Linked DNA regions of Homo sapiens: region 2 is linked to region 1. A link is a loop called in an ENCODE intact Hi-C map of the cell type or tissue named here. Cell type or tissue: heart right ventricle. All regions are shown on one strand. Links, peaks and the distances in the headings refer to the core of each region. The heading gives the core; the rest is flanking DNA.

Evidence for each region. Hi-C counts contacts between places; a loop is a spot of excess contacts. Peaks named below come from ENCODE experiments on the same cell type or tissue, not always from the same donor. Only the 100,000 strongest peaks of a DNase experiment are listed, where the experiment ranks them.
Region 2: it touches region 1 in a loop (3.0-fold over the local background); 2 of 110 quality-filtered maps call a loop at or near these places.

The regions. Positions count from the first base shown.
Region 1 is chr4:52,258,571-52,274,509 of GRCh38, forward strand. No RefSeq gene overlaps it. Among named protein-coding and RNA genes, the nearest start is that of SPATA18, 220 kb to the left of the region's middle. RefSeq lists an enhancer at 10,555-11,151. In heart right ventricle, for the core only: no CTCF peak of the experiment used is centred there; DNase peaks (open chromatin) are centred at 7,522 and 8,354.
Region 2 is chr4:52,195,867-52,211,805 of GRCh38, forward strand. No RefSeq gene overlaps it. Among named protein-coding and RNA genes, the nearest start is that of SPATA18, 150 kb to the left of the region's middle. RefSeq lists an enhancer at 6,211-6,886. In heart right ventricle, for the core only: no CTCF peak of the experiment used is centred there; no DNase peak of the experiment used is centred there.

The DNA.
Region 1 (15,939 bases), core at 4,737-12,736:
GTGCACACAGGGCCCCATCTGTGCACACAGGGCCCCATCTATGACACTAGGTGTAGAGGGCAACTAAAACCTGTTCTCCCTTTGTTCTATAATAGAATTGCTATTGTTGGGCAAATATGGCTCCCCAGTGATATTGAATTTCCCCACATTCTTTGTGGTTAGGTTTGGTCATATGACCAAGTTCTAGCCAATAAAATATGAGAAGAGTTCATGTCTGCCACTTTTGGGCCAGAGTCTCATGATATTGAGTGTACTTCCTCCAGCCTCTCTTTTCCCTTACTACCAAATGGAACCCAGATATAGTAGTCCCGTATGGTTGATGACAAAGGCCCTTGGACTTGTAGCACAGCAACTACTAGGAAAAGAATCTGAGTCCCTGAATGAAGAAGAGCTGACCACCAGCCTGGAAAATCACCTCAGATTATTTTAGGAGAGAACTTCTTTGTTCTTCAAACTACTATGGTTACAGCAGTGGTTTTCTAATAGCAGCTACAAAGAACTAATTGCAATCAGGGAAATCCACACCTGCCTTAAGCTAAGTAACCCAGATGCATCGCTTGGGCAGAAGTCCTCCATCCTTGGGTTCCTTTCATCCTATCTGACATATGCCTCTGTCTTAGGGCAGGAAGGGTGAGCTCTGCCCATCCTTATCTTGCCTCTTTCTCTCTCCATAATTTATGTATACGTGAATGTGAGAATTTTGGACTTTTTCTCCCCTATCCTATATCTCCCCCCTTCTCTCAGTAGCAAGCCTGATAGTTATCATAGGAAAAAGGAATAGCTTCTCTGTCTTTATGGAAAGAACTCTATATGAGTTTTTTAGGCTTGTTCTTGATAGCTAAAAGAATTTAGAAAATCCTCCCTCTCTGGACAGAACCTAGCTTTCAGGCTTACTGTCTGAAAAAGCCTATTTTGATTCATGAACATGGAAACAAAAGAGAAATGCTCATTTATAGTTTTTGAAGAATTACCTCTCATTACATAGACCAAAAAAAAAAAAAAAAAGATTTACGTCAAGATGTTTGCAGTGGTTATAACTATATGATAAAATTATGCAATTTTTTTCAGCCTGGTATAGTGGCTTATGCCTGTAATCCCAGCACTTTGGGAGGCAGAAGTGGGCAGATCACTTAAGGTCAGGAAATCGAGACCAGGCTGACCAACATGGTGAAACTCTGTCTCTACTAAAAATGCAAAAAAAAATAGCTGGGCATTGTGGCACATACTTGTAGTCCTAGCTACCCAGGAGGCTGAGGCAGGAGAATTGCTGGAACCCAGGAAGTGGAGGTTGTGATGACCCGAGATCATGCCACTGCACTCCGGCCTGGGTAAAAAAATAAATAAATAAATTTTTTTAAAAATGTGATTTTTAAAAAATTCTTCTTGTTTTGACTGTGTTTTCTGACTTTTCTACAATGAACATGTACCACTTGACTAAAATTAAAAATAAAAACAATAAAAGTTATTTTTAAAATATGTCTGTAGCACTATCAGTTGGGAGTTACTGATCTGTAGCAGGTAAGAACTCGAGGCAAATTACAGTCTCTGTGGGAGCTGATTTAAACTTGTCAGAGCAGTTAAATTAATTAGGTCTTAACTGACATTTAACAGCAAGGGTGGCAGACCTGATATCACACAGCAAGGACTTAGAAAATTAGGGATAATGACATGCAGATTGTATTTCTGCAAAGCATGCTCAATTCAAAGTGCATCAAGTAGTGTTCGTAAAAAATGCCTCTGTATTTTAGGTTATTCTTTTCCACGAGAGTTGCATGGGTGGAAATATCTAAGATGAAACACAAGCCTATTTTTGTTGGTACTTCTCCTTTGTATATTTTTGACAAGGGAAGTATTTCAGGCTTTGCTGGAGCTCATTCACATATGGATCATTGTTAATAAATCCTGCAGAACTTTCCCCCTGTAACAAAGAGGGATAAAGAGCTCTCTTCTTTGGTAGGTAATTGTTCTTGAAAAAAAAAATAATAAGTTACAAGAGTTAGATTTGTAATGTCCAGGAGAAAAGACGAACTTCAGAGTTTCCAGGGAAGTGTGAAACAAACTTCCAGGCTAGAAGGCAAGAGAGAGGCTTAGTTGCCATCACAGCTGTTCACTTGGCCTGGCCTGGGACAAAGCTGGGTGAAGGGAGGAAGTGAGAGCAGACGAAGGAAAGGAACCACAGCACGCCTTGAAGAATCAAGAACAGTGCAGCTGACCGTCCCAAGCAAGAAACTTAAACCCCAGCCTTCAGGAAAAGAAAAAGGTTAGCAGGAAATCCTAGACTCTATTTTTGCTTCATATTTCCTTTGCATATATGAGGCAAACAGAAAGAGCCCCCATCTCCAGAGTAAAGAAACTAGCCAAGAAGTTTTCATTTTTCACTTGGAAACCTCCACAGCCATGTCAGACACTGAATCAAAATATAACAGAGTGGGTTTGCCAAACACTTCTAGGGCAAAGGTTTCTTTCTGCAGCTCTACCAATCCCAGACTATTACCTGTCTACGGCCTCCTAGGCTGGGCCTTAATCACTTCCAGCTGTGCTGGCTCCTGTAGTCCCTTTAGCCCCTCCCCGTCTGGCCTCCCTGCACTCTGCCTCTCATGTAGGAAAAATTAAGTATTGCACTTAAATCCCCCCTTAGGACTTAGGGGTCCTGAGCAGGAGCCTCACCACAGTATCCATCTCCAGCCACAGATGACAGGGCTGTCTTGCCTCATGTAGGGGTGTCTCCTTTCTGCCCCGAAGCTGAGCTCTTTTCCTGGCTCCCTACTAATCGGTTACAGCTATGCACACAAAGTAAAGGAGGTAGAGCACAGCTCCACTGGAGAGAACCTCTGCCCTCAAAATCCCATCCTGGTACCCACATACCCCAAATTCATAGCCAGTGATGTCCTGATGGCACCAGCTGCAGGGATTGGTTCCTTAGGACTAAATTTGTTCCCTAGGGCTCAACCGTCTCCAGGCAGTCATCTTCTGAAATATACATCTTTCTGCCTGGATGGTATCTGCATTATATCAGTTTAAGCCTTGGTGATTTGCAGGGACTGAAAATCTGTGGCTAGAATTAGAATGGAAAGTGCCTGACACCGGGCAGCCATTACCCTATCTCTTACATGTCATTAATCAATTATGGGGCAAATTATCCTGATAACTAAGACTGAGGCTTCATTATCTTCAACACCTCATGTCAGGTAGCCACTAAACTCTGAAAAGAATCGGGAAATTCGGTGAACTCTCTTTGCCATCTTTGGGCTAAGTCCTAGGCTGCATCTTGGGTTTAGTGGGCAATGAATCTGGGCCAGTGGGCAGTGATTGCCTATATCGGTGTTTCCTAAACTTGACCTTACATCAGATTCATCTAGAGGGCTTTTTAAAACACAGATTTCTGGACCCCACCCCCAGAGTTTCTGACTCAGTAAGTCTCAGATGAGGGCCTAGAATTTACATTTCTACCTTGTTACCCAATAATGCTGCTCCAGGCCTGGGGACCACATTCGAGAACCATTGTTTTACATCACAGCAAGGAACTTGAACTTTACTCATCAGGCAATGTAGGATCCTTGGAGGGTTTTAATGTAGGTGGGAGGGGGTCATGGGATCAAGTTTACAATTCTGAAAGCTCAGGTGGCCGCAATATGGAGTATTGACTTGCAGGGACTGCAGCTGGGAGAGGACGGCTAACCAGAGGCTATTGGCAGAATCCAGATAATTTTCACTATGAGGTGTTTCATATAATGTTACAGTGTGAGATCCTGGCAACAAAATTGCAGTGATTAGCCTCCAGGAGCCTGAGAAAGGTAGAAAGTTGAGAGAGATGATTTAGAAGAAAGATGAAGGCTGGGCATGGAGGCTCACGCCTGTAATCCCAGCACTTTGGGAGGCTGAGGCAGGCAAATCACTTGAGGTCAGGAGTTCAAGAACAGCCTGGCCAACATGGTGAAACCCTGTCTCTACTAAAAATACAAAGATTAGCCAAGCGTGGTGGTACACACCTGTAATCCCAGCTACTCAGGAAGCTGAAGCAGGAGAATTGCTTGAACCCAGGAGGCGGAAGTTGCAGTGAGTCAAGATTGTGCCACTGCACTCAAGCCTAGGAGACAGAGCAAGACTCTTTCAAAAAAAAAAAAAAAAAAGAAAGAAAGAAAAGAAAAAAAGAAAAAACTCTCTAAAATATAGATATAGGAGGCCTGAAAGATAAATGTCGGCCATTTCACAGTTTTGCCAAGGGCCAATCTGGTTCCCAGTGGGCACAAGAGACTGGGACCTTGCAGAGAGGTCAGAAGTCACACTCACCAGGCGGACCTCCTAAATAGGTACTGGCTCTCTCCCTTCATTCCTCCCTCTCTTTCCTGTGGAGTAATATTATTAGGGTGAATGGTGTGTAGAGAACAGATCATAATTACTAGGAGACAAGCAGTTTCCCAGCTTCATTTTTCAAAGTCTCAAAAACACAGACTTGGAGTGCAGGCTTTCCTGGTTCAGTTCAATAATGTTTGGCTAAGCCTGGTCCTTCTGGCTGAGTGTCTGAGGTATAATTTTGGAAGGACATTAAAAATAATCTATACTCTACCAATAGTGCTTTTCTAAGGAGGATAGGCCTATGGTTATTAGCATACACATGATAAAAGAGAATTCAGAATTTTACTATACATTCCAGATATGTAAGTGAAGCTACTGTAAGGTTTGGACAAATCATCATAATACCCACAAATGGCATCATGGAAGACCCTGCTTGTCAACTTTCAGTGGATTCATGTGGCTTCCAACATCCCTTGACTCAGCTACAGGCTACAAAATTGGTTAGATTGGCCTACTCTGAATCTGCTTTGCTTGTTTTCATCTTTGCTTCTGCCCAGAAAATTCTTCAGCTGTGAGATTCCTGTCTCTTTCCTCTCTAAGTTCTGACCTAACCTTAAGGTCTCTCTCAAATTTACCTTCCTTCATCACTTTTCTTCAAACACACCAACCCATTATCATCCCTCTCCACTCTGAAACCTTATGGCACTTACAGGCTAAGCTTATCCTTTGGTCCTTGGATATTAGTTCCCTTCTTAGGAGTAAAAGTCTTGGCTTCCCAGACTGATAGTAAATTCTTTGGAGCCTGGAGTAGTTGAGTCCCATCTGTCTAAAAATGAGCCATTATACTCACATTATACTCTCATGGGTGACATGGGGAATGTGTTGGCTCAGTTCCTAAATCCTTGGGCAATGAGGCCTGCAGTTGGGCCTCAGGCACAGCTAGAAGCAGGGACATAAACACTGCCAGCTCATGATCTCTTCCTCTCCAGCTCTTGTTTCTGAAACCTGTTCTGTTCTCTTAAACTGTATCCTCAGCAGTGGTGGGAATTTGGCCATTGGCAGCTCTCTGACTCACATTTGACAGTCAAGCCACCAGAGAGGGCATGGCTCCCTTCCCTGTTTACAAGTTCAAAAAAATCAGATTGGCCTGGCTTTGGGACATTCCTAGCCTTGGATCAATTAATGAATGATGGCCAGTGGGGAGGCGGAGAGTCCATTTCATGCCCCATTCTCCTTTCCAAAGAAGCCCAATTTTGTTATCCTCCCTTTGGTGTATGGTTTCAAGGGGACCAGCTTCCGGTGTAGCCTCGAGGGTGGGTCTGAAAAGTCCAAGCTGAGGGTCAGCAAACTTTTTCTGGAAAGCACCAAATAGCCAATATTTAGGCTTTGCAGGCCATATCTCTATTGAAACTGCTCAACTCTGCCATTGCAGTCTGAAAGAAGCTATAGACAATATGTAAATAAATGACAGTGTGGTTGTGTTCCAATAATATGTTATTTACTTATGGACACTGAAATTTGAATTTCATATAATTTTCAAATACAGTGAACTATTCTTCTTTTGATTTTTTTTAACCATTTAAAAATGTAAAAACTATTCTGATCTCTGGTTTAAGCTCATCCCCTGCCAATGTCTTGGATTGGACCAGAACATGTGATACAACTCGGGTCAGTAGTGTTACTGGTGGTGAATCGTTATGGCTCTGCAGCAACCTCAATTCTTGCCTCTTCAGAAGAAAGAATTTGACCTAGGGACAGACCGAGAGTGAGAGACCAAGGCAAGGTTTAAGGCAGGAGTAAAAGTTTATTGAAAAGTTTTAGGGCAGGAATGAAAGGAAGTAAAGTACACTTGGAAGGGGACCAAGTGGGCATCTTGAGAGATCAAGTGCATGGTTTGACCTTTTGACTTGGGGTTTTATACGTTGGCCTGCTCCTAAGATCTTGTTACTTCCCCCCTGATTCTTCCCTTGAGGTGGGCTGTCTGCATGAGCAGTGGCCTGCCAGCACTTGGGAGGGGCCTCATGCACAATGTGTTTACTAAAATTGTGCACATGATCACTTGAGGCATTCACTTACCAGTCGAGTGTTCCCAAAGGAAGGTCACAGACCAGTTAAATGCTACCATTTTGCCTCTTAGTGTGCATGCTCAAGCCCACTTGCCCAACTCCTGAGATCTTATTGGGAAGCTGCTGATCACCAGTTTCAGGTTTTTCTATTGGGAGACTGCCTTTCCATGGCGCTGGCTGTGGCCAAATACTATTTTAGAGAGACAGCTTAATACCACCTGACTATTACCTGATGGTTGCCTGACATTCCTGGTTGGGTGGGGTTCATCTCCTGCACTGCTCATGTCTGACTAGTTACCTACTGGAACAGCAGGATGTGAAGGGAAGTCTGCTGGGACAGTCTGGGGAAAGATTTTCTCACACTCAGAAAGAAGCATGGGCTGGGCACAGTGGCTCCTGACTATAATCCCAACACTTTGGGAGGCTGAGGTGGGAGGAAGAGATAATCTCCTTTCTGCTTCTGGACCCTGCCTAGTCTAGATATGGCTGCTGGAAATCCTGGGCCCATCCTTTCACCAGCAGCGGAGCTGGGCTGAGAGCAAAGCCCTCACACCGATGCTGGGAGAGCTGAGAGACAGGAAGAACCTGGTCTGTCATGAAGTCTGAGCCACTGAATTAACTACCTTGACACAGCCCTCCCTGCAGTCTTCTTGTGTGAGTGTATAAATATCTCTGTTATTTCAGCAATTGAGCTGGAGTTTCCTGTTAATTGGCTGCAAAGTGAGTGGGGAGCAAAACACTCAAAGAATAGTCTGGAAGCCCATTTTATATGTCCTCATACCTTTATGAGGTATACCTTTATGAGGTATAACATCTTCAGTATACCACCTGACTGACTGATCTTCACTCTCTCCCTCAAACCCCATCTCTTCCACATTCTTCTTAGTACAACATTTGTATTTCTAGTTCCTTCTAAGGACTAAAATATTCCCTGAAATTGCACCAAATGCACATCTGAAGAAACTTCAGGGAGAGGCTCATTGCGACCTTGGGTCTCTCCTCGGCTCACTCACCAAAGTACAGCCGAGAGTGTTTCCTCATATGACCTGTGGCTTGAATCATCATTCCCTCTGCCCTTCCTGATTCCAGCCTCACACCCATGATGAATTCACCTCTTGAGTTAAACTTCTCTTCCCACAGTTCTGGCCACCCTCCCACCACATTCCTCCCCCCAGACCACCCTCTTGAGCATCTCCCCTCGCACCCAGGTGCTTGAATGTCAAGACAGGGAAGTTGTTGTTACCCAGCGTCTGACCACAAGAGATGGCACAGGCTCACAGCCCAAGAAAACACCCTGCTTTGCCCTCAGACACAGATTTGGCTAGCAGGTTACCTCCCTGTTTGCTTTTCAGGCAACTATGCAGCCCAGTCGGCTGCCTGCATTTTTTCCACCAGCAGCTGCAAACCCCTATTCCTTTCTCTGCTTGCTGCTTTTGTCACTTTCTTCTCTGTATTTATTTTCTTTGCTTGCACACCTTGTTTTTCTTTCAGGGGACCTGCCATATGGTTCTCCTGTACACAAAGTGTGGAGTGTGCAGAGGCAGCTGGTGGGGTCCCTGAACATGCTGGTCTATGCAGGTGTCCCTTGGAGCTCGAGCTGCCACCCAGCAGAGAGAGGCTAAGCCCCAAATGTGGAGAGGAGAGGAGACCAGAAAAAGGCCAAGGCAGGCCACACAGCTCATTAGTTCATTTTGATTAGTTGCTTTTATCCAGTTGTGAGGAATGGTGAACAGTGATAGATGCAGACAGTCCTGAGATTTTTATCCCCTGAATTACTTACAACTTGGCAAGATTAGATAAACCATGGAGATAGCAGATGGAAGTTGATGTGTGTATGACCAGATTGACTTGTAAGATTTATAGAAGATAGCCTGAAATCCTGATTCTACAGCCTGGAAAGTCTTCTAGGGGGCTTAGACTTTAATAGCTTTCTTTGTCTTTTGCCTCCTTGTTCATTTGTGCTGTTTTTTTCCTCATCAACCTGGGCTGAGAGCCAGGACAGCTGTTCATCTGGACACAGAACCAGGTTAGACTCTGGGCAAGGTGACAACTAAATCCAGCTCCAGATCAGCATTCCAAGGAGAGTTTAGAGAAAGGGGTGTTTTAGGTGATTCCTCCACCCAGAGGGTACACCAATTTGTAATTTATTTCACCTGAGGGCCTTTTCTAATTTGTACAAAGATATCACATAGACTAGCTGAGGGTCAGACCTTAGTCCCTCACTGACTCCTAGGAGGGAGTATCTGCTCACACCAGACACAAGTGAGTTTCTTGTAAACTACAGATTTGAGGGGTCTTGGGCAGAAGGTCTCTTTGCACAATGTACAATCTCTCTCTCACTCTCTTGTTCTGTTCCTTTGTCCCCATCTCCTTCCCCAGAAGCTTAGTGTCATCCTTGTTGCTTAAATAGGCCATTGGAAGTCTTGCTCTCCATCTCCAATGAGTTATCAAAGTATTTATTTCAAATAAATGCAAAGCTCTCCCTGCAGGGATGTCTAGTGAATAATATTACCTCTACCTCAATATGTTGTTGATGACCAAAACAAAACAGTTTTTCTTTGCTAAGCACTAAATTGTTAAACATTGTTGGTTGCAGAAGTAGAGCTCATAAGGTCAAGAGCAGAAAGCAAGCAATCAGTTATTCTCTCTTTACCCCCTCCCCTGACTCACCATTCAAACTTGTTCTGTGGAATTATGCTTTCCTCAGGTCTCCCAATGTACCTGCTTATTTTCGTTATAGTCTTACTTCTGTAATTAAACTGTCTAGTCACATGAAATAGTAAAAACTTCAAATTTCCTTTAAAATGAAGGCTCCCCAATCCTACCAGCTTGGGTCTGCACGATGGTTTCACCTGCCCATGATTCCCTTTCCTCCCTGATTCTCTTTGGGTGGAGAACCAGGGACAGGAGACGTGTGTGTTCCTGGTACCCATGAAATCTGGTGTTGATTCTCTCAGGCCCTGGCAGAAGCTTAAAGCTGAGTTTCTTTGAGCTTGATGAGTGTATAGATCTCTTCCTTTTTCTTGAAGTGTATTTGTGGGCTCTCTGGAGTTTCTCTTGCTGGACCCCTTTGACCATCACTTCAGCTGGCTGCTTTTTTTTTAGACCAAGTCTCTCTCTGTTGCCCAGGGACTACAGGCACATGCTATGACACATGGCTAATGTGCTGAGGTCAAGATTGATCACTGGGTTCAGGTGCTATCAGCTTGATCTAGACATCTGCCTTGGACCTAACAATGCTAGCAGTTATTAATGGTTACTTCCTAGATCCATTATTTCATTAGATGATTAGCCTTTTATACCCACTAATAAAAAAAAAAGTGCATTCTAAATCTAGCATCCTTATGCATTGATTGGCTCAATTGCTCCTATAGAGAGAACTTTTCCTCATTAATTATGGGATATAGTCCATACAGGAAAGGGAGGTTAGGTGTGAGGACTAAGCTCTGATTTTTTAATCTTGCCCCAATTCCCCCCAAGCTGTGTCTTGTGGGGAAAATCTACATTCTATAGAGAATTCCCTTCCCTTTCTAGGTTTTTCTTGATCCAGAAGATAATTAACAGAGTTTGGCATCTTTTAAGTCTGATAAGAAACATTTACACTCTATTCTGTCTGAAGTATGCTATCTGAGGCTTCATCCACATAATAATAACCTTGGCTTCTACAGCTCTTTATCTTGATCTAGACCCTCACTTCTATTGATTCCAAGTCTTTGGATAAATTCTTTTAACCAACTGCCAATCTGAAAATATTTGAATCCACCTACAACCTGGAAGCCCACTGACTCAAGTTGTCCTGCCTTTCTGGATGAAACCAATGTACATCTTCCATGTATCAATTGATGTCTTATGTCTCCCTAAAATGTATAAAACCAAGCTGTAGCCTGGGATCTCCTGGGGCTGTGTCACAAGACATGGTCACTCATATTTGGCTCAGAATAAATCTCTTCAAATATTTCACAGAGTTTGATTCTTTTCATCAACAGAATGAATATTTCAAATATTATTAAAAGATTAAGAGTATTAATGGCTCCCAGTCAGAGAGGGAAGAATAAATTGGGAGGTGGCAACTCAGTAGGTCAACACCAGTAATTTTGTTGTCCTGGCTATTTTACTGAGGACTAAGCTCTGATTTTTTTAAATCTTGCCCTAATTCGTATCTAAGAGATCTATGGAGTCATGCCCTACAATCCATAAGTTCTCATCAGATGGATTTTATTTAACCCTATATATCGTGACTTACTTTCTAATCGGACTCTGGCATAACATTATGTGACAAAGAAGAAAGTCGAAGTATTTTACCCCAAAACATGCTTCTTTGCCATATTTTGAAATGGTCCTGCAAAGCTGTCCTTTGTGGGGGAAAATCTGCGTCTGTAAGAATGTCTATTAACATAGCTAGCTCTTTTTCTTCCAGGCCCCCCAAGTCCTGAAAAGATTAACTAAGAGTCTAGCACCTTTTAAAGGTCTGAATAGGAAACATTTGTCATCTATTGTCTCTAAGGGCAGCCACTATAAGACTTCAAAAGAAACTTGCTGTCTATAATCTTTTATCTTAACCTGAACATTTCCTTTCTATTGATCCCAGGTCTTTAGACAAACTCAACCAATTGTCAACCAGAAAATATTTAAATTTACCTATAGCCTGGAAGCTCCCCCCTACCCCCTGCTTTGAGTTGTCCCACCTTTCTGAGCTAAAACAATGTATTTCTTAAGTGTATTTGATTGATGTCTCATGCCTCCCTAAAATGTGTAAAACCAAGCTGCACCATGACCACCTTGGGCACATGGTCTCAGGACCTCCTGAGGGCTGTGTCGTGGTCCATGCTCTTGGCTCAGAATACATCTCTTCAAATATTTTACAGAGTTTGACTCTTTTCATTGACATTACTATGCCTTGGTTTTCATATTTGAAAATAGTTTGTTCATTAACCACTTTGAGCTTCATTCAAATTTTTAAAAAGGGAGTTATGCAAAGTCCTGTGAAAATTAGTGTACCCTCTACTGCTACTAAAAATAGAAGACAGAAATATGGGGCCAGCTTTAAATATGAAAGTAATTCAATCAGCCCCAGTGCTCATTTGCCATAAATGTAGACATCAAGCAATGGAAATGTGCTGTTTCCTCTTAGCTTTAATGTATATTGCAGGTGCACATATCAGGAGTAATGAAATTCTAAAAGCCCCACAAGAGCCTAAAACCACACTGGATTGACTGCATAACAGAATTCAAAATTGGAGTAAGGGATAGACGAACTATAAAACTGACAGGATTCATTTTCGATATGAAGTTTAAAAGAAACATTCTTGCAACTCAAAGTTTGCAAGCTCTGCAATTTTTATACATTTCAGAATCAGTGTGTGAAATTACAGACATCCTCTTTCAATAAGGCACACCAGGAAAGGTGCAATAAAGCTAAAAATGCACAAATGCTTGCCCAAGGACTCTGGACACTGCAGCCACTCACTCAATACCAGTGCTTTGAGCCACCTATACTTTAAGACATCCCTGGAAACCCTGTTCACCAGTAGAGGGGATTGTCTTACAAGGGAGGGATCTCTTTCTCTCTAATTCTTTCACATATATACATATCACTTCTCTTTTCCAGTCATGTGTGCTCCCTTGCTGTCCCTGGGTTCCCCCTGTACAGATATGGACAGAGAACTCAGTACCTCTTTGAGTTACCCCAAAAGAATCCACTCACCCAAAAGCTTTAAATAAGTAAGGCAGCCTTTGCTAAACACTTTGAAAGAGAGACAAAGGAAAGTGTTTAAATTACTATCCTACAGCAAGCAACTTTAAAATTTCTTTATGCTGTGTATGCTCTCTGAAGTCCTGTTTCAACGTTACTCTCCACTCTGAATGACCTTTTCTCTCTCTCTCTGCTTCTCTTCCATGGACTGACTGCCTATGCAAATGCCTACCTAACCTATCTTTTTACTCTCTCACTCTCAGATTTCCTCAGGAACTTCAAATGTTTCTACCCTTTATTATTAGGCAGATCAAACTAGCTTTCTCTGTTCCTGCCCTCAAATTTGCCTATGAAAACTCATTGCAAAGATTCAGCAAAGTAACAGATTCTCCAGTTAATAGAACCAATACTCCATAGTTCACATATTTAACAAATATTTCCTGTGTGTCTGCCATTTGTCAATGGTTGTCTTAGGAGGTTAGGATATTGCAGTCAGTGACCATCTTTTTCTGTTTGAGCATGATTATGATGTCTCATCTCTACACCAATTTTCTCATGAAAACATTTCTTCCAAACACACATAGTATTCTCTGAAGGGAATTCTGATGAATAAAGTTGTCTACACCTTGCTATATTTATTAATGTAATGCATATATAATGTTATATATATTCATGTTCCAAATACTATATATGAGTATTTATTAATGTTTCATATGTGAATCATGAAGGAATTAAAAATCTGAACAGACCTATAACTAATACGATTGAATCAGTGATCAAAAACCTCCCAATAGAGAAAAGCTCAGGATCAGATGGCCTCACTAGAGAATTCTACCAAATATTTAAGAAGAATTAACACTAATCCTTCTCAAACTCTCAAAAAATAAAAATTAAAGAGTAAAGCTGGGTGCAGAGGCTCATGCCTATAATCCCAGCACTTAGAGAGGCCGAAGCAGGAAGATTGCTTGAGCCTAGGAGTTCAAGGCTAGCCTAGGCAACATAGAGAGATCCTGGCTCTATGAAGGAAAAAAAAAAAAAGAAAAGAAAAATTGAACTGGAGAAAACTCTTCCAAATTCATTCTATGAGGTCAGACTTACCCTGTATTCAACATCAAAGATACTATAACTAAACTACAGGCCAATATCCTTGATCAATGTAATATACCACCTTAACAGAATGAAGGACAAATACACATAAATCATCTCAACTGATAGAGCAAAAGCATTTGACAAAAATCAGTACCCTTTCATGACAAAAACGCTCAACACTAGGAATAGAAGGAATTTACCTCAACATAATAAAGCCCATATGTGAAATGCCCACAATAAAATCATACTTAATGGTGAAAATTAAAAGCCTTTTCTCCAAGGTCAGGGACAAGGTAAGAATGCCCAGTCCTACCACTCCTACTCGGCATAGTTCTAGAAGTCTTAGCCAAAGCAATTGGTCAAGAAAAATAAATAAAAGGCATCTAGATATAAAAGGAAGAAGTAAAGCTTTATGACATTGAGTTTATTTCAATGGAGAAAAGCTTTATGACATAGGATTTGTCAGTGATTTATTGGATATGACACCAAAAGCACAGCAGTAAAAGCAAAAATAGACTAATGGGTTTACATAAAACTTTAAAACTTTGGTGCAGCAAAGGAATAATTTAACCCCTTTTCCCATTTGTCCTGAGAATACTCACTGGTGGTGCTTGCAGCAGCAGCATTTACCCTGAGATAACGTTGCCATGAACTATCTTGCTTTTATTATTATTTTCTCATCACTCTAGCTATCGACTTTGGAAACAAAAGACATCATTCAATTTAAAGCATTCGTAGATAGTTAGTAGTGGTATTTCTATTTACAAAACATAGTAATTCTCTACTGCCAAAAATGTCAAATCCTAGAAAATGTAGCATTCCTACAAATAATGTTAACATTGTTGTTGAATAGTTATAGGCCAAAGATTCATTTGATGAATCTGATTTTCCTGAAATGGATGATTCTGATGATCAGACAATTCTTATGTGAGTTCTGTTTATAAATAACTCTAAAGACAGTTTTTATATTTTATTTTCACATTGAAAATCAGTCAGATTTGTATCAGCCTCAAAGAGTGTGTTTATATAAAATTAAATAAGTGCTGGCAGTGAGCTACGCTTTCTTTTCTAAACAGAAAAAAGGTTAACAAGTGAAAAGACAACCTGCAGAATGGGAGAAAATATCTGTCAATCATATATCTCATAAGGGTATAATATCCAGAAAATAACCCCTATAAAGAACTCCTACAACTCAACAACAACAAAACAAATAATCCAACTAGGAAATGAACAAAATACCTGAACAGACATTTCTTCAAAGAAGATATACAGTTGGCCAAAGGCCATGAAAAGCTGCTCAGCATCACTAATCATCAGGGAAATGCAAATCAAAATCCCATTTAGATAATCACCTCACACCCACCAGATGGGCATTATCAAAAATACAGAAAATAATGTGTTGACAAGGATGTGAAGAAATTGGAACCCTTGTGTATTATTGGTGGGGATGTAAAATGGTACAAGCACTATAGAAAATAGTATGAAGTTTCCTCAGAATTTAAAAATTAAAATACAGTTACTGGGAGTGGGGTGTGTGTGGCCAAGATGGCCAAATAGAAGCAGCTAGTATGCATTACTCTCACAGAGAGGAATGGAAAGGGTGAGTAAATACAGCACCTTCAACTGAAACATGCAGGTACACCCACTGGAACTAATCAAGGAAACAACTCGACCCATGGAGAATGGAGAAAAGCAAGGCAAGACGACAGCCCACTCAGGAGCAACATGAAACCACAGGAACCTCCCCTGCCCAGGTAAGTGGTACTGAAAAATCCGAGGTGACTAGGGACTGGAGCAGACCCCCAGCATACTGCAGTAGCCCTATGCAAAATTGGCCAGACTGTCACGTGGGTGCCCATTCCTTTATCTCCTTGCTGGGCAGTTCCTCCAGGCTTGGGCCTCCAGCCACCCCTTGCTGGGGCTATCAAGCCATTAGAAGCTCTATAACTTCCTAGACAAAGCCCCCAGGCACAACTGGAAACCTCTTTTCTCAAGCCTTTGTAGTGGAACTGCCCTTGCTACCCTTGGACTAATGAAGGAGCAAAGTTCCTAAGTGCCTTATCCACACCTCCAACAAGCTGCAGTCAAACCAACGTCCATCTTCCATGGGTCCCACCCATGCCCTACTGCTCATCACCAAACAGAAAACCCCCAGCTTGGGCCCACAGAACAGACCCTCCCTCCTGGGCTGATTGCACTGAATGACTGCTAACCTACATCTCTCAAGCAAAAGACCCTTGGCCACAACCACTACTAATGTCCCTTCTTCTGCTCCAGGTTGGGGAAGGAACATAAACACTGATATCACCTCAGAGCTGCAGTGGGCAGCCCAGGAGTGCCAAGCTGTGAACTACAGCCAGCACTCAAGGGGGAGAAGAGCCAACACCTTCAGAACATTGAGAGGGAACACAGCTACAACTATGAGGAAACACAGGGGAGCCACACAATTGAGCAAGAATCTAGCAATTGACCAATAAGCCTAAGTGCCATCTACTTGATCACACCCCAAAACTTCAGCACTAAAAATACCTTCCTAACATACTCCACTCTGAAATCAAAGACAAGAAGTCAGCTTCAAATACAGACCCTGCACAAAGCCTTGGCTTTGTGAAAACATCCAGAAAAGAAGTCTGTTGATTGCACTCAATCTACCCTGCAGTTAAAGGAACACCCACATGCATAGATAAGAAAGAATCACCATTGCACTCCACCCTGGGCGACAAGAGTGAAACACCATCTCAAAAAAAAAAAAAAAAAAATATATATATATATATATATATATATATAAGAATCAGT
Region 2 (15,939 bases), core at 4,904-12,903, 63 kb before region 1:
ATGAGAAAACTGAGGTCCAGTAAAGAACGTGCCCAAGCTCACACATCTTAGTAATTGGCCAAAGCATCATTCAAAACTTCGTCTATCTAACTCCAAAGCTGGGCCTCAATCAATCATATAAAATTCAATCCGGGAACTAAGTCCAGTAACCTTGTAAATGAACCATCTCAGATCCAGGAATCCTGCCCAGCTTCCCTCAATGTGGCCAACACACTCATTCAAACTTCCATTCCACCCACAAAAGCTCCCCAATCACAGTCCACAGGCTCCAGCAGAGCTCAGAGTTTGCCGATCTGGTGTAGAGATAAGGAGTCGCTCACATAACTTTTCTGATCCAATCATATCCACTTTATTTTCCTGGACCAGATAGAGAGTTTTAGTTAAAATTCTTATCTGTTACTGCTTAAAGACAAATTTCTCATTTTTGCAGGTTCTGATACTTCAGAAGAATGAGGAGCTAATAAAAATAGCCAGGGTGCAAAGAGGAAAGTGGATTTCCTGCATCACACTTTGAAGCTTTCAGAATTTTGGACCTAGTTGTTCATGTGAATGAAGCAACTTGAGCATTGTAAGATTTAACACAATTCCTTGAAGAGCAAAAATGTCTGAGTGAGGAAAACAGTAACATAGGGTCATAAGCTCAGGGAAAACTGGTATAAAATGGGAGCTAATATCTGACTCAATTCATTTTAAAATTCAGCCACATTCACGAGCACTTACTATGTACCTAGCACTGGATACAGAAATAAATCAGGCTCAGCCCCTGCTGGTGAGCTCACAGTCTAGCCAGGGAGACAGACACAAAAACAAATAAGTAACAATTTATGATTATAATCAAATGAATAGAATTACCTAAAAGAGAAAGGATAAAGAGTAAAAAAAAAAAATGTTTGGGGAATCCTAGGAAACGAGATTCTCAAAGGAAGTGACATCTAAGTAGGGTTTTGAAGGACAAATAGGAGTTCATTAGACTGAAAAGTGAAGAAAAGTACTCTAGGCAGAGAGGAAAGCACAAGCAAAGTTGAGCAAACAAACAAAAAAGTCCATGGAGTTTATGAGTTAGTGAGTTGGACAAAAGGAATCTAGCTCATTAGTGTCCTTGTTAAAACATAATCTGTGTTTGCAGCAGAGACTGAAAGTTGCTACTCATCCTCCCTCTCTTCCTTAGAAATGCCACCATGAGACTGTATTTCCAAGTTCCCTTCAATCCAGAGTGGTCTGTGAGATATAAGCAGACATTGTAGGGTGGGGCTTTAAGAGTTGTCAATGTCAGGAGAACCACCATTTCCCCCTTTCTTCATTCTTTCTGTTTCCTTCTTGGAATCTAACCTGATGGCTGGTGCTCCAATAGCCATCTTGGATGATGAACCAGCCTTGATGATGGAAATCATGCACTAAAGAGGGAGGTTAAGAAGGAGCCTGCATCCCCGATGACATTGAAATCTTGCATTGTAGCCATTAACTGCCTATTTCTGTACTTCATATTATATAAAAGAAAAACAAACCCCTAAATCTTGTTTAAGCCTTTGTTATCTGGGTTTTCTATTATATGCAGCTGAATACAATTCCTAGTGGAAACAATTCATTTCCTTCTACGTATATCAACTTTTCCCAAACAGCAGGGAATGCAGCTGCCAGCAGCTCCAGAGAAAATATTCATAATGGTTAACAGCTGAGAGATTCAGGAGACTGCCTGACTCCACCACTCACTAGCTTGACCATGAGCAAATTCCTTAACTGCCTTTTGCCTCTGTCCTCTTTTTAATTTTTTTGAGGCACAGTATCTCCATGTTGCCTAGCCTGGTCTCGAACTCCTGGGCTCAAGTGATCCTCCTGCCTTGGCTTCTGGAGTAGCTGGGACGACAGGTGAGTGCTACTGCACCTGGCTCTTCTTTTTTCATAATAGGGATAATAATAGTACTTCTAGATTGGTTGTGAAGATCAAGTTAAGGAAATAACCCATGTAAAATGCTTTAGGTGTGCCCAGCACCTAATAATCAAGCAGCAAGTATGTTGTTTGTTATTATTTTTAATTTTAGTTCTGTGAATCGAGAAGTTACCAGAAGAGAAATCCCAGGAGAGGACTGGGGCTGTTCCAGCTTGGGTGAAGGTCCAGGTGGCCAGGAGTTTGGAACACTAAGATTGGCCTAGCCTGGGTCCCAAGCCCACGTTGGTGGTGGGGATGATGCGGCTCGGGAGGTGTCGATCAAGTGTTACCAGAAAGTGGCAAGAAGGTGAGTGCTGGGCAAACAAAGACAAAGGCTGCTCTATACACCTTATTTGCCTCTTGAGGATATTGAGAAAATATGTGTCTACTAAGCTCTCAAACTTTTTTTACTGATGATTTAAGGAATTGCTATCATCAGCATTCTCATCAGTCTTGGGGCCTTTTTTCTTTCCTATCAGACTTAACACCAAGTTGAGATCTCACTGTTCTCTCAGTGCTGAGGCAGCTCCTGGAAGACCCTGCAAACCTCAGCCCCTGCCTCCCCTCCCCTTCCATCACTAGCCAGTGATAGGAACAATATGTATATGCAGAGACAAGGCAGCAACATTCACTACTGAGACTGTCACTGTCAGGGGAAAAAGCAGTCTATAGAAGAAACACAAAACAGCCCAGAAACTAAACAGCTGCCTGGTGTGTGCTATTATGCTGCAAAATGTTCCAGCTCTGATGACATTGCTCTCTCTGTGTGTGTGTGTGTGTGTGTGTGCATATTCATCATGTTTTTTTTATTTTCTGTATTCTGATGATTTGACATCTGAGCCTTGCTGACCCTGGAGAAACTGCCTTCCCAGGGTTAGCTAATTCCTAGAGATAGCAAACAACTGGTCAAGGAGCATGCCTTTGAAATGCAAACCAACCAATCCAGACTCCACACCCTCTACTGGACTTGCCCACACCAAGCTACTGTCTACCTGCCTTCATCATGCCAGGCCCTGGTACCAGACAACTGGGGAAAGCCCTTGTGTCCCATAGCTTCCTAAAATTATTTAGACTGGCTAATCCTAAACCAGTTTACCTTGCCCTTTCCTTCCTGCAAAAAAAAAAAAAAAAACACACAAGAAAACCTCCTGCTCATGTTTCCCCCTCATTCCCTGTGCTTCCTGGTTGATCTGGGTGCTTCCCCACGTGGCCCTGCATGGCGTGCTGTGCCTCCTGCATCTAGGGATCTGTGCCTATACAAACTTCTTCCAGGCTGGGCATGGTGGCTCATGCCTATAATCCCAGCGTTTTGGGAGGCCAAAGCAGGAGTATCACTTGAGTGCAGGAGTTTGAGACCAGCCTGGGCAACATGGCCAGACATTGTCCCTACAAAAAATAAAAAAAAATTATCTGGGTGAGGTGGCTTATGCCTGTAGTCCCAGCTACTCAGGAGGCTGAGGCGAGGTGGGGATTGCTTGAGTCCAGGAGATCGAGGCTGAAGTGAGCCGTGATTGCAGTACTTCATCCAGCCGGGGTGACAGAGGGAGACTCCACCTTTTTTTTTTTTTTTTAAAAAAAGATCTTTCTTCTTGACAGTCATTTCCATGTCTGTCTTACCATACGTGATAAATACAAATTAGCCAGTATTACGTGATAAATACAAATCCCAGATACTGTTTAAAACAGTGTGTGGAGTGTGTGTGTGTGTGTGGGGGGCATGTGGTGTGTGTGTGGTGTGTGTGTAGGGTGTGGGGTGTGGTTGTGTGTGTGATGTGGTTATGTGTGTGTGTTGTGTGTGTGGTGTGTTTGTGTGTGTGTTGTGTGTGGTGTGGTTGTATGTGTGTGGTGTGTGTGTGTGCTGTGGGGTGTGGTTGCATGTGTGTGGAGTGTTGTGTGTGGTGTGGTTGTGTGTGGTGTGGTGTGTGTTGTGTGTGTGGTGTGGTGTGTGTGGTGCGGTTCTATGTGTGTGGTGTGTGTGTGGGGTGTGGTGTCTGGTGTGGTGTGGTGGTGTGTGTGTGGTGTGTGTGGTGTATGTGTGGGGGTGTGTGGTGTGTGTGTGGGGGTGTGTGGTGTGTGTGGGGGTGTGTGGTGTGTGTGGTGTGCGTGGTGTGTTGTGTGTGGTGTGGTGTGTGTGTGTGGTGTGTGTGGTGTGTGTATGGTGTGAATGTGTGTGGTGTGGTGTGTGTGCTGTGTGTGTTGTGTGTGTGTGTGTGTGTGTGGTGTGTGTGTGTGGTGTGTACACACAAGCATATGCAAATCTACAATGTTTAGGAAAAGCAGGCTTGGACTTAGCTTTTCTTAAGCTCCAATTTTCTCCGGAACTTGCACAAGAGATGCCAGGCTTTCTGATGCTGGTGATGGCCCTGTTTGCCAAGTGTTTATCTCATGAATCATAACATTGGCCTTTCATTTTATTTTATTGGACCAATTCTCCTGGGAACATATTTTGTATCCAAGGAAATGATATTAAGAATATCCAATAAGCCAATTTCAATAAGCCAACAACTCAGAAATTTCTCAAATTCCTGAGCTCAAGTGATCCTCCTGCTTTGGCCTCCTGAGTAAACAGGACTACAGGCATGCACCACCATGCCCGACTCATTTTTTAATTTTTATTTTTGTAGAGACCAGGATGTCTCTATGATGCCCAGGCTGGTCTTAAACTCCTGGGCTCAAGGGAAGCTCCCTCTTTGGCCTCCCGAAGTGTTGGAATTACAGGAATGAGCCATCTCACCCAGCCAATCTTAGCATCTTAAAGCAGAAATCTACCAGGCACATCTGAAAGTGTGGGGGGAGGACTGTGATCAGTAGTAAATGACACCTTGAGGACACGCTGGGGTTGGCAGAATGATGGGCTCTGTCTAGGAAAAATGAAGTGAACCTTCCCTAAAATCCAAAAGACACTGACGAGCTGATTTTGTTTCAAGCAGATGAGTGAAGGAGGAAATTTGACATGAGAAGAAAATCTTTACCCTTTAAAGAAGAAAAATAAGGATTAAAATAATTTAAGTGTTCATTTTGCCAAGCTCTTTGCTTAGTTCTTACAAACCACCCAAGGTTTGTAGCCAAATACTTTGAAGCTCCCCATCACTGTCACCAGAAGTTCCTGGAGAATGGAGTTGGTGGACCCTGTATGGCTTTTCTTTTCTTTTTTTTTTTTTTGAGATGGAGTCTCCCTCTCTTGCCCAGGCTGGAGTGCAGCGGCCCAATCTCGGCTCACTGCAACCTCCGCCTCCCGGGAGGTTCTCCTGCCTCAGCCTCCTGAGTAGCTGGGACTTCAGGGACACACCACCACACCTGGCTAATTTTTGTATTTTTAGTTGAGATGGGGTTTCACCATGTTGGCCAAGCTGGTCTTGAATTCCTGACCTCAAATGATCCAGATAAGATTGTTTTAGAGGTTTATGGGAGGTCTGAATCCATGTTCATGTCACAATGTGGTTCTGTGATTAAGTTCTTGATGACAACTGTCTTGTTAACTACGATTATTGAGGGCAAAGGTCAAAGTTCAACATAGCGGATGACAGCTCCATTCTTTCTCCACTGTGAAGACTGGTGGAGGAGAAAGGAAACTAAAGTTTCCTAGAGGTCTGATTTTGCTTCCTACTCTACACACATTATTTCATCTAAAATTCTCAGAATGGCTGGACATTGTGGCTCATGCCTATAATCCCAGCACTTTTGGGGCCCTGTATGGCTTTTCTCTTTTTACTCTTAATTCTTCTTTATATCCCTGGGGCAAATTAGTGTTCAATAAATGTCTGTTAATAAAGGACAGCTTGATCTCCAGTTGTAATTAATACATGTCATCTGTTATAGGCAGAATTCTGACCCCCCCAAAGATATCTACATCCTAATTCCCAGGGCATGTGAATACATTAGATTGCATGGTAAAGAGAGAATTAAGGTTGGAAACAGAATTAAGGCTTCTAATCAGCTGACTTATAAATAAGGGAGATTATTCTGAGTTATTGGGTAGGCCCAATATAATTACAAGGGCCCTTAAATGTGGAAGAGGGAATCAGAAGATAGAACCACAGTGATGTAGTGTTAGACCTGGCCCATCCTTGCTGGCTGTGAAGATGGAGGAAAGCAGCCACTAGCCAAGGAATGTGAAGAATGCAAGAAAGACAGGATCTCCCCTATAGCTTCCAAAGGAATCCAGCCTTGCCGACACCTTGATTTTAGTGCAGGAAGACCCATTTGGACTTCTGCCCTGCAGAACTCTAAGATAATAAATTTGTGTGGTTTTAGGTCACTAAATTTGGGGTCATTTGTTGCAACAGCAATAGGAAAGGAACATGCCATCTCTGACTCCATTATCACAACCAATGTAGAACTGGCTCTTTTTCATTATTTAGCCTAACTGCCTCAGTCTCCTCTTCCTATCACCAGTACTCTACCCAGGCTGCTAGGACACAGAAAAGAATTGTCCACCTTCAATTATCATCTGAGAAACAACTCACAGAAACGTGCTTAAAGGTCTTCAATTCAAGGTCTAGGTATAATTCAGCTTCTCAAGATAACGGCACTTGAATCCTAAAGAGTGGATGAGCTGTTCATGTGTTTCCTTTGAACTCAGCCTCTGTAACTCACCAGGGGAGGTGTGAGGCAGCAGCCCACAGGCAGAGTTATTCAGCAGTCCTCTCTCCTGAGGGGCTCTTCTCCCCACCAGGCCCATCTGTTTGCATTCTGTTGGGCAGGAACAACTCAAAAGGGATTTAGCCTCTCCTTTATGCCAGCTTCAGGGAGAGCCAAATGTGGCTCTGTCAACAAGTAGGAGATCAAAGAGCTACCACTCCTCACCCCTAGCCAAGCAGAAAGGAGGCCACGTGGAGTACCTCTCTCCCTCTAGGAGGGCTGCAATGACCATCTCCTTATATGTTGTGTTACCTTGGCCTCTCGGAATTTAAGTGAGACCTTGACCACTACAGAGTTTTCAGTTTATTAACACTACAGGCATATCCAGATGTGTTTTAAGAAACTGTATATTTTAAATGTTTACATTTAATAGATTAACACATTTAACCCATAAAAAAGCAATGCCATGTAATGATGCAATTCAGGACTTATAAAAAAATTAATTCATAGTACACTACAGGCACTGTAGATTGCTAATGGGGTATGTAGTAAGTTGAGGTAATGCAACATCATCTTTGAATTCTGTCCGTTCATTTCTGTGACTCTTTGGAGTTGATGATTTGGAGAGAAAGTTGAGAGTATAAACATGAAACTCACTGTGGGTGGGAGGCCTCAGCCAAGTAGAACTCCTGCCCCACACCTCTCCACATCAGCCCTGACATCCACCTCCCTTCCCTGCTTGAAGTGATCCCAAACATTCCTGTCTGCACTGGGAATGACAGTGAGTAATTTAGTGATGAGACATCAGAGGCTTCAAGAAGCATATAGGAAAAAGGAAGAAGGGGAGCTAAGCTGAGATGGATATGTGGCCTTCATGACTGCAGAATCCAAAATATATTCTCTCCAGCTGGTCATTCATTTCAGGAAACAGTTTGTATTAGGAACTTAAGCTTGCAAAAACATAACTCAGGGAGAATTTATGACTTTTTAAGTGTAATTTTAGTTCCTGCAAAGAGGCTAATTGCTGAAGGAGAACTCTCTAGCACTGGAGAGGAAGGAAGTGTACCCTATCTCTTTATGTTCCATTTCTTTAGGAATATCTGAGCTTAGGGGGTGGTGCTGTCAATGGACTCCAATGACCCTAGAGAGGCCTAGGACTCATAACAGAGCTATGGTCTATTTTTAAGCCTGACTTAAAGGTCTGGAAGTTATTAGAGCTTTGCTAAATGGGCTAACATGAAGTTGAGAAGTCTCTCCTCTGGCCTCTACCACCACACTAACTATTTGGCTGTCACTGAATATTTTTATTAGCATGGGCAAACAGGTGATAATACAGAAAATTGTCTATTCCAACATTGGCGACATTCTCTGGTCTGAAGTATTTATGATTTTCTTTTCCAATTGCATAAACTGTAGGAAACCACTTTTACATTCCAGAGTTATTGCTGCACAAGAGAACTGAAGATCTACTTCTTTATTGTTAGTGGAGAGGAAGTTATATGTAAATGAAACCCCAACTTCAAGTATAATAAGCCTACAGCAATGGTCTGAGACAAATTTCCTTTCTGTTCTTCTTGCTTCCTGGCTTCCTTTCTTCTTTCTTCCTTCCCTTGCTCTTTTCTTCCCTCCCTTCCTTCTTCCCTTTATCCTCCCTTCCTCCCTTCTTTCCTCCTTCTCTGGTGGTGTGGCTCAGGCCATGCTTATAGTTTAAACCCCCTTAAGTCATTTATTATACCTGGAACATAAAGTGTGAAGTATGAAAATGTGGGGAGGGGCACTTTTGAATCACGAGGAGAGCTTTAAACATACTGATTCCCGATCCACTTGCAGAAATTCTTATTTGATTGGTCTAGCAGGTGGCCTCGGCACCAGGATTTATAAAAGCTCCATAAGTGGTTCCAATGTGAAGTCAAGGCTGAGAACTACTGGTTGAAGGAAAATCAATGCTGATTTGGTCAAATGATTGGTTTATGTGCTTCCTTGTCGACAAAACTGGCTAAATAAAATGATTGTGTTGGAGTTTTTGAACGGACATGACCTCAAAGTGATTTTTTTAAAAAATTCAAAATGAGGCAGTGTTGGCTTGAAATAATACAATTCCAATCATATTCTTTCATGTTCTATCCTCCAGTCTGTGGGGCTGCTTCAAACTTGCTAACCCAATACAGGCAGAGCTTCACTGTAGGCTGATGAAGTTTTTGGACCGTGATGTCTGATTGTACAGCACAAATTCAATTATAATCCTAACATGACCACTGGCCAACTAGCCCAATGCGGAGAGCGTGAAGTCGGTTCCCAGATCATCAACAGGATGCTGTCCTTGACATCTGGAACACCAATCTAAGATGCAAGCAAATAGTTTTGAAATAAAGTTAGGTCTCTTGACCAATTAGATATATGTGTTTGACAGAAACCCTGTGCAATTTATTAGCTATCCAGATAGTTTCCAGCAGGTATGAATTTCTAGTGATTCTGGGTTATTGATTGTTTCATGATCAGGATGGAAGCTGAAAGGTAATGTGGCATGAGTTCCAGCTGGAGATAGTTGAATAACAATGAAAAAAAAATGTATGTGATTAAGCACCTGTGAGCAATTACTAGTGGTGCCTTTGGATGAGCCAGAACCCAGGCCTGGTACTCTACTCTTCTTTCCTACCAAGACTGTGGCATACAATGTCTGTTTTAAAGCTGTACTGTAGTGCTACTGGCTATTACAGTACAAAGGTCTCACCTATGTACTGGAAGGCTCCAGACATTACAAAAGCATGTTTACATGTGCGTTGAGTTAGAGCAGGGTTTCTGAACCTCGGCATTGCTGAACTTTTGGTCTGGGTAATTCTTTGTTGTAAGGTCTTGTTCTGTGAATTAAATGTAGGATATTTAGCAGCACTCTGGCCTCTACCTACAAGGTACCAATAGTTGTGACAACCGGAGATGTCTTCAGACATTGTCAAATGTCCCCCAAAGGTGGGGGCAGGGTGGGAGGTGAGGACTGGGTAAAATTGTCCCAGTTGAGAATCAGTGAGTAGTTCTCTTGATTTTATAGTATAAGAAAAGTAAGGTTTTTTTTTAATACAAAGCCAGAATGATGATTCTAAGCCACTTCTGAAATTTCATTCACGGCAAATGAATCTCCTTTTTCTTTATTTGTCAAACCCAACAGTTTTGATTTTTCAGTCATCTTTGTATGCTCCGTGGTGCTCAACATAATGTTCTATTCACATAGTTGGTCCTTAGCAATGCTCTCTGAATGAGTAAAAAGATCCATTTTTCCCCTACTTCTGTCAACATGTTCTGGGTGGGCTCCGGGAATTTAAAATTGGCCTAAGCCAAGCCAATCGGACCACTCCGTTTCTCTGGACATAGTAATAGGTACCAGGCTCACACATACCTGAGCCAGCTTTATGAAAGTGAATCATAGGACTTGATGGGAATGTTGGGATCAGCACACTCAGTTTAGCCTTTTGTCGTTGCTACTGTTCTTCCTGCTGGTTTTGAACTTGGAAGGATGTCACCCCTAGAATTCTGGCAGCTTTGTGATGCTACAAGCTCTTATAAGAGGAGAGCCTGTTGGAGAGCTAACCAGTAAAGATGGAGCAGAGCTGAGAGATGAAAAGAAGGACATCAGATCCTGATTTGTACCTCTGGATCTGGTGGCTTCTCGCTGTGGTATTTCTAGCCATGACCGTCTCTGGACTCATCGGTTGCTTGAGCCAATATTTTCCTGCATATCTATCTATTTCCATTTTTCTTATTTTTTTGTTTAAGCCAGTTTGAGTTAGGCTTTCTATCACCTGAGATTAGAAAAGTCCTCATTTAGGCTGGATACGGTGGCTCATGCCCGTAATGCCAGCACTTTTGGAGCATGGATCCCCTGCTCAGGTGGGTGAATTGCTTGAGACCAGGAGTTCAAGACCAGCCTGGCCAACATGGCAAAACCCCATCCCTACAAAAAAAATACAAAAATTAACCGGGCATGGTGACAGGCACCTGTAGTCCCAGTTACTTGAGAGGCTGAGGTGGGAGGATCACTTGAACCTGGGAGGTTGAGGCTGCAGTGAGCCATGATGGCACCACTGCACTCCATCCTGGGCAACAGAGTGAGATCCTGTCTCAAAAAACAAAACAAAGCAAAACAAAATCTGTGAAGAATGACAATGGTAGTTTAATGGGAATTGCATTTAATCTACAAATTACTTTGGGCATATGGCCATTTTCATAATATTGATTCTTCCTATCCATTAGCATAGAATGTTTCTCCATTTGTTTGTTTCCTCTCTGATTTCTTTGAGTAATGGTTTCCAGTTCTTGAAGAGGTCCTTCACTTCCCTTATTAGTTGTATTCCTAAGTATTTTATTCTTTTTCTAGCAATTTGGAATGGGAGTTCATTCATGATTTGGCTCTCTGCTTGCCTGTTGTTGGTGTACAGGAATGCTAGTGATTTTTGCACACTGATTTTATATCCTGAGATTTTGCTGAAGTTGCTTATCCGCATAAGAAGCTTTTGTGCTGAGATGATGAGGTTTTCTAGACATAGGATCATGTCATCCGCAAACAAAGATAAATTTGCTTCCTCTGTCCCTATTTGAATATGCTTTATTTCTTTCTCTTGCCTGATTGCCCTGGCCAGAACTTCCAATACTATATTGAATAGGAGTGATGAGAGAGGACATCATTGTCTTGTGCCAGTTTTCAAGGGGAATGCTTGCAGCTTTTGCCCATTCCATATGAATTGACTGTGGGTTTACCATATATGGCTTTTATTATTTTGAGGTATGTTCCTTCAATACCTAGTTTATTGAGTTTTTAACATGAAGGGATGTTGAATTTTATCAAAAGCCTTTTCTGCATCTATTGAGATAATCATGTGGCTTTGTCTTTAGTTCTGTTTATGTGATGAATCACATGTGTTGATTTGCAAGTGTGGAATCAACCCTGCATTCCCAGGATGAAGCCTACTTGAACCTGATGAATAAGCTTTTTGATACGCTGTTGGAATCCACAAACAATCCCATTACAAAGTGGGTAAAGAACATAAACAGGCACTTCTCAAAAGAAGACATGAGTGGCTGACAAGATGGCCAGTCTGCGGCTCCCAGCGAGATCAACACAGAAGACAGAGGACTCCCTCCCCTAGCCAAGGGAAGCCGTGAAGGACTGTGCCATGAGGAATGGTGCTCTCTGGCACAGACACTACACTTTTCCAACCGACTTCACAAACTGAAGACCAAGAGATTCCCTCAGGTGCCTATGCCACAAGGGCACTGGGTTTCAAGCACAAAACTAGGCGGCCATTTGGGCAGACACCAAGCTAGCTGCCGGAGTTTTTCTTCATACCCCAGTGGCACCTGGAAAGCCAGTGAGACAGAACCATTAACTCCCCTGGGAAGAGGGCTGAAGCCAGGAAGCCAAGTGGTCTAGCTCAGTAGATCCCACCCCTGTGGAGCCCAGCAAGCTAAGATCCACTGGCTTAAAATTCTCGCTGCCAGTACAGCAGTCTGAAGTCGACCTGGTATGCTTGAGCTTGGTGGAGGGAGGGGCGTCTGCCATTACTGAGGCTTCAGTAATTGCAGGGGTCGACAGACACCTCAAACAGGAGAGTTCCGGCTGACATCTGCCAGGTGCCCTTCTGGGATGAAGCTTCCAGAGAAAGGAACAGGTAGCAATCTTAGCTGTTCTCCAGCCTCTGCTGGTGATACCCAGGCAAACAGGGTCTAGAGTGGACCTCCAGGAAACCTGCAAAAGAGGGCTCTGGCTGTAAGTAGGAAAACTAACAAACAGAAAGCAATAGCATCAACATCAACAAAAAGGACGTCCACAGAGAGACCCCGTCCAAAGGTCACCAACAGCAAAGACCAAAGGTAGATAAATCCACAGAGATGAGGAAAAACCAGCTTAAAAGTCTGAAAATTCAGAAAACCAGAATGCTCTTCTCCTCCAAAGGATCACAACTCCTCACCAGCAAGGAAACAAAACTGGATGGAGAATGAGTTTGATGAATTGACAGAAGCTTCAGAAGGTGGGTAAAAACAAACTCCTCCGAGCTGAAGGAGGATGTTCCAACCCAATGCAAGGAGGCTAAGATTCTTGAAAAAAGGTTAGATGAATTGCTAACTAAAAGAACCAATTTAGAGAAGAACATAAATGACATAATGGAGCTCAAAAACACAGCATGAGAACTTTGTGAAGCATACACAAGTATCAATAGCCTAATCGATGAAGCAGAAGAAAGGATATCAGAGATTGAGGGTCAACTTAATGAAATAAAGTGTGAAGACAAGATTAGAGAAAAAAGAATGAAAAGGAATGAACAAAGCCTCTAAGAAATATGGGCCTACGTGAAAAGACCAAACTTACATTTGATTGGTGTACATGAAAGTGACAGGGAGAATGGAATCAAGATGGAAAACACTCTTCAGGGTATTATCCAGGAGAACTTCCCCAACGTAGCAAGACTGGCCAACATTCAAATTCAGGAAATACAGAGAACTCCATAAATGCTAATTGAGAAGAGCAACCCCAAACACATAATTTTCACATTCACCAAGGTTGAAATGAAGGAAAAAATGTTAAGGGCAACAAGAGATAAAGATTGGGTTACCCACAAAGGGAAGACAAACCATAAGACTAACAGTGGATCTATCTGCAAAAACCCTACAAGCCAGAGGAGAGTTGGGGCCAATATTCAATATTCTTAAAGAAAAGAATTTTCAACCCAGAATTTTGTATCCAGCCAAACTAATCTTCATAAGTGAAGGAGAAATAAAATCTTTTACAGACAAGTAAATGTTGGGAGATTTTGTTACCACCGGGCCTGCCTTACAAGAGCTCCTGAAGGAAGCACTAAATATGGAAAGGAAAAACTGGTACCAGCCACTGCAAAAACATACCAAATTGTAAAGACCATCGACACTATAAGGAAACTGCATCAACTAATTGGCAAAATGACCAGCTAGTATCATAATGACAGGATCAAATTCACACATGACAACATCAATCTTAAATGTAAATGAGCTAAATGCCCAAATTAAATGACACAGACAGGCAAACTGGATAAAGAGTCAAGACCCATCAGTGTGCTGTATTGAGGAGCCCCATCTCACATGCAGAGACACACATAGGCTCAAAAAAAAGGGATAGAGGAAGATTTACCAAGCAAAAGGCAAGCAAAAAAAAAAAAAAAAGAAAAGAAAAAAAGAGCAGGAGTTGCAATCCTAGTCTCTGATAAAACAGACTTAAACCAACAAAGATATCAAATTGTCTCTGTTTGCAGATGACATGATTGTATATTTAGAAAACCACATCATCTCAGCCCCAAATCTCCTTAAGCTGATAAGCAACTTCAGCTAAGTCTCAGAATACAAAATCAATGTGCAAAAGCCAAAAGTATTCCTATACACAAATAATAGACAGAGAGCCAAATCATGAGTGAACTCCTCTTCACAATTGCTAAAAAGAGAATAAAATACCTCGGAATACAACTTACAAAGGATGTGAAGGACTGCTTCAAGGAGAACTACAAACCACTGCTCAAGGAAATAAGAGAGGATACAAACAAATGCAAAAACATCTCATGCTCATGGATAGGAAGAATCAATATCATGAAAAAGGCCATACTAACCAAAGTAATTTGTAGATTCAATGCTATCCCCATCAAGCTAACATTGACTTTCTTCACAGAATTCGAAAAAAATACTTTAAAATTCATATAGAACCAAAAAAGAGCCCATATGTGGCATAGTGGCACACCTCTGTAATCCCATCTACTCAGGAGACTGAGGCAGAAGAATTGCTTGAACCCAGGAGGCAAAGGTTGCAGTGAGCTGAGATCATGCCACTGCACTCCAGCCTGGGTGACAAAGTGAGACTCTGTCAAAAAAATAAAAAAATAACAGCTCATATAGCCAAGACAATCCTCAGAAAAAAACACAGCTGGAGACATCACACTACCTGAATTTGAACTGTACTGCAAGGCTACAGTAGCCAGAACAGCATGGTCCTGGTACCAAAACAGATATATAGACCAATGGAACAGAACAGAGGCCTCAGAAATAACACCACACATCTACAACCATCTGATATTTGACAAATCTGACAAAAACAAGCAATGGGGAAAGGATTCCCTATTTAATAAATGATGTTGAGAAAACTGGCTAGCCATATGCAAAAAACTGAAACTGGACCCCTTCCTTACACCTTGTACAAAAATTAACTCAAGATGGATTAAAGACTTCAACGTAAGACCTAAAACCATAAAAGCCCTAGAAGACAACCTAGGCAATACCATTCAGGACATAGCTGTGGGCAAAGACTTCATGACTAAAACACCAAAAGCAATAGCAACAAAAGCCAAAATTGACTAATTCCGACTAATTAAACTAAGGAGCTTCTGCACAGCAAAAGAAACTATCATCAGAGTGAACAGGCAACCTGCAGAATGGGAGAATATTTTTGCAATCTACCCATCTGACAAAGGGCTAATATCCAGAATCTATAAGGAACTTAAACAAACTTAGAAGAAAAAAACAAACAACCCCATCAAAAAGTGGGCAAAGGATATGAGCAGACACTTCTCAAAAGAAGACATTTATGCCACCAACAAACATATGAAAAAAAGCTCATCATCACTGATCATTAGAGAAATGCAAATCAAAACCACAATGAGATACCATCTCACGCTAGTTAGAATGGTGATCATTAAAAGGTCAGGAAGCGACAAATGCTGGAGATGATGTGGGGAAATAGGAAACCTTTTACACTGTTGGTGGGAGTGTAAATTAGTTCAACCATTGTGGAAGACAGTGTGGTGATTCCTCAGAGATCTAGAACCAGAAATACCATTTGACCCAGCAATCTCATTACTGGGTATATACATAAAGGATTATAAATAATTCCACTATAAAGACATGCACACATATGTTTATTGCAGCACTGTTCACTATAGCAAAGACTTTGAACCAACCGAAATGCCCATCAATGATAGACTGGATTAAGAAAATGTGGCACATATACACCCTAGAATACTATGCAGCCATAAAAAAATGAGTTCATGTCATTTGCTGGGACATGGATGAAGCTGGAAACCATCATTATCAGCAAACACAGGAACAGAAAACCAAACACCACATGTTCTCACTCATAAGTGGAAGTTGAACAATGAGAGCATATGGGCACAGGGAGAGGAACGTCACAGAGGGTGGGGGTGCTGGGGGAAGGATTTCATTAGGAGAAGTACCTAATGTAGATGAAGGGTTGATGGGTGCAGCAAACCACCATGGCACATGTATACATATGTAACAAACCTGCATGTTCTGCACATGTATCCCAGAACTTAAAGTATAATAAAAAAAGAAAAAGAAAAAGAAGACATACATGTGGTCAACAAACATATGAATAAAAGTTCAACATCACTGATCAGTAAAGAAATGCA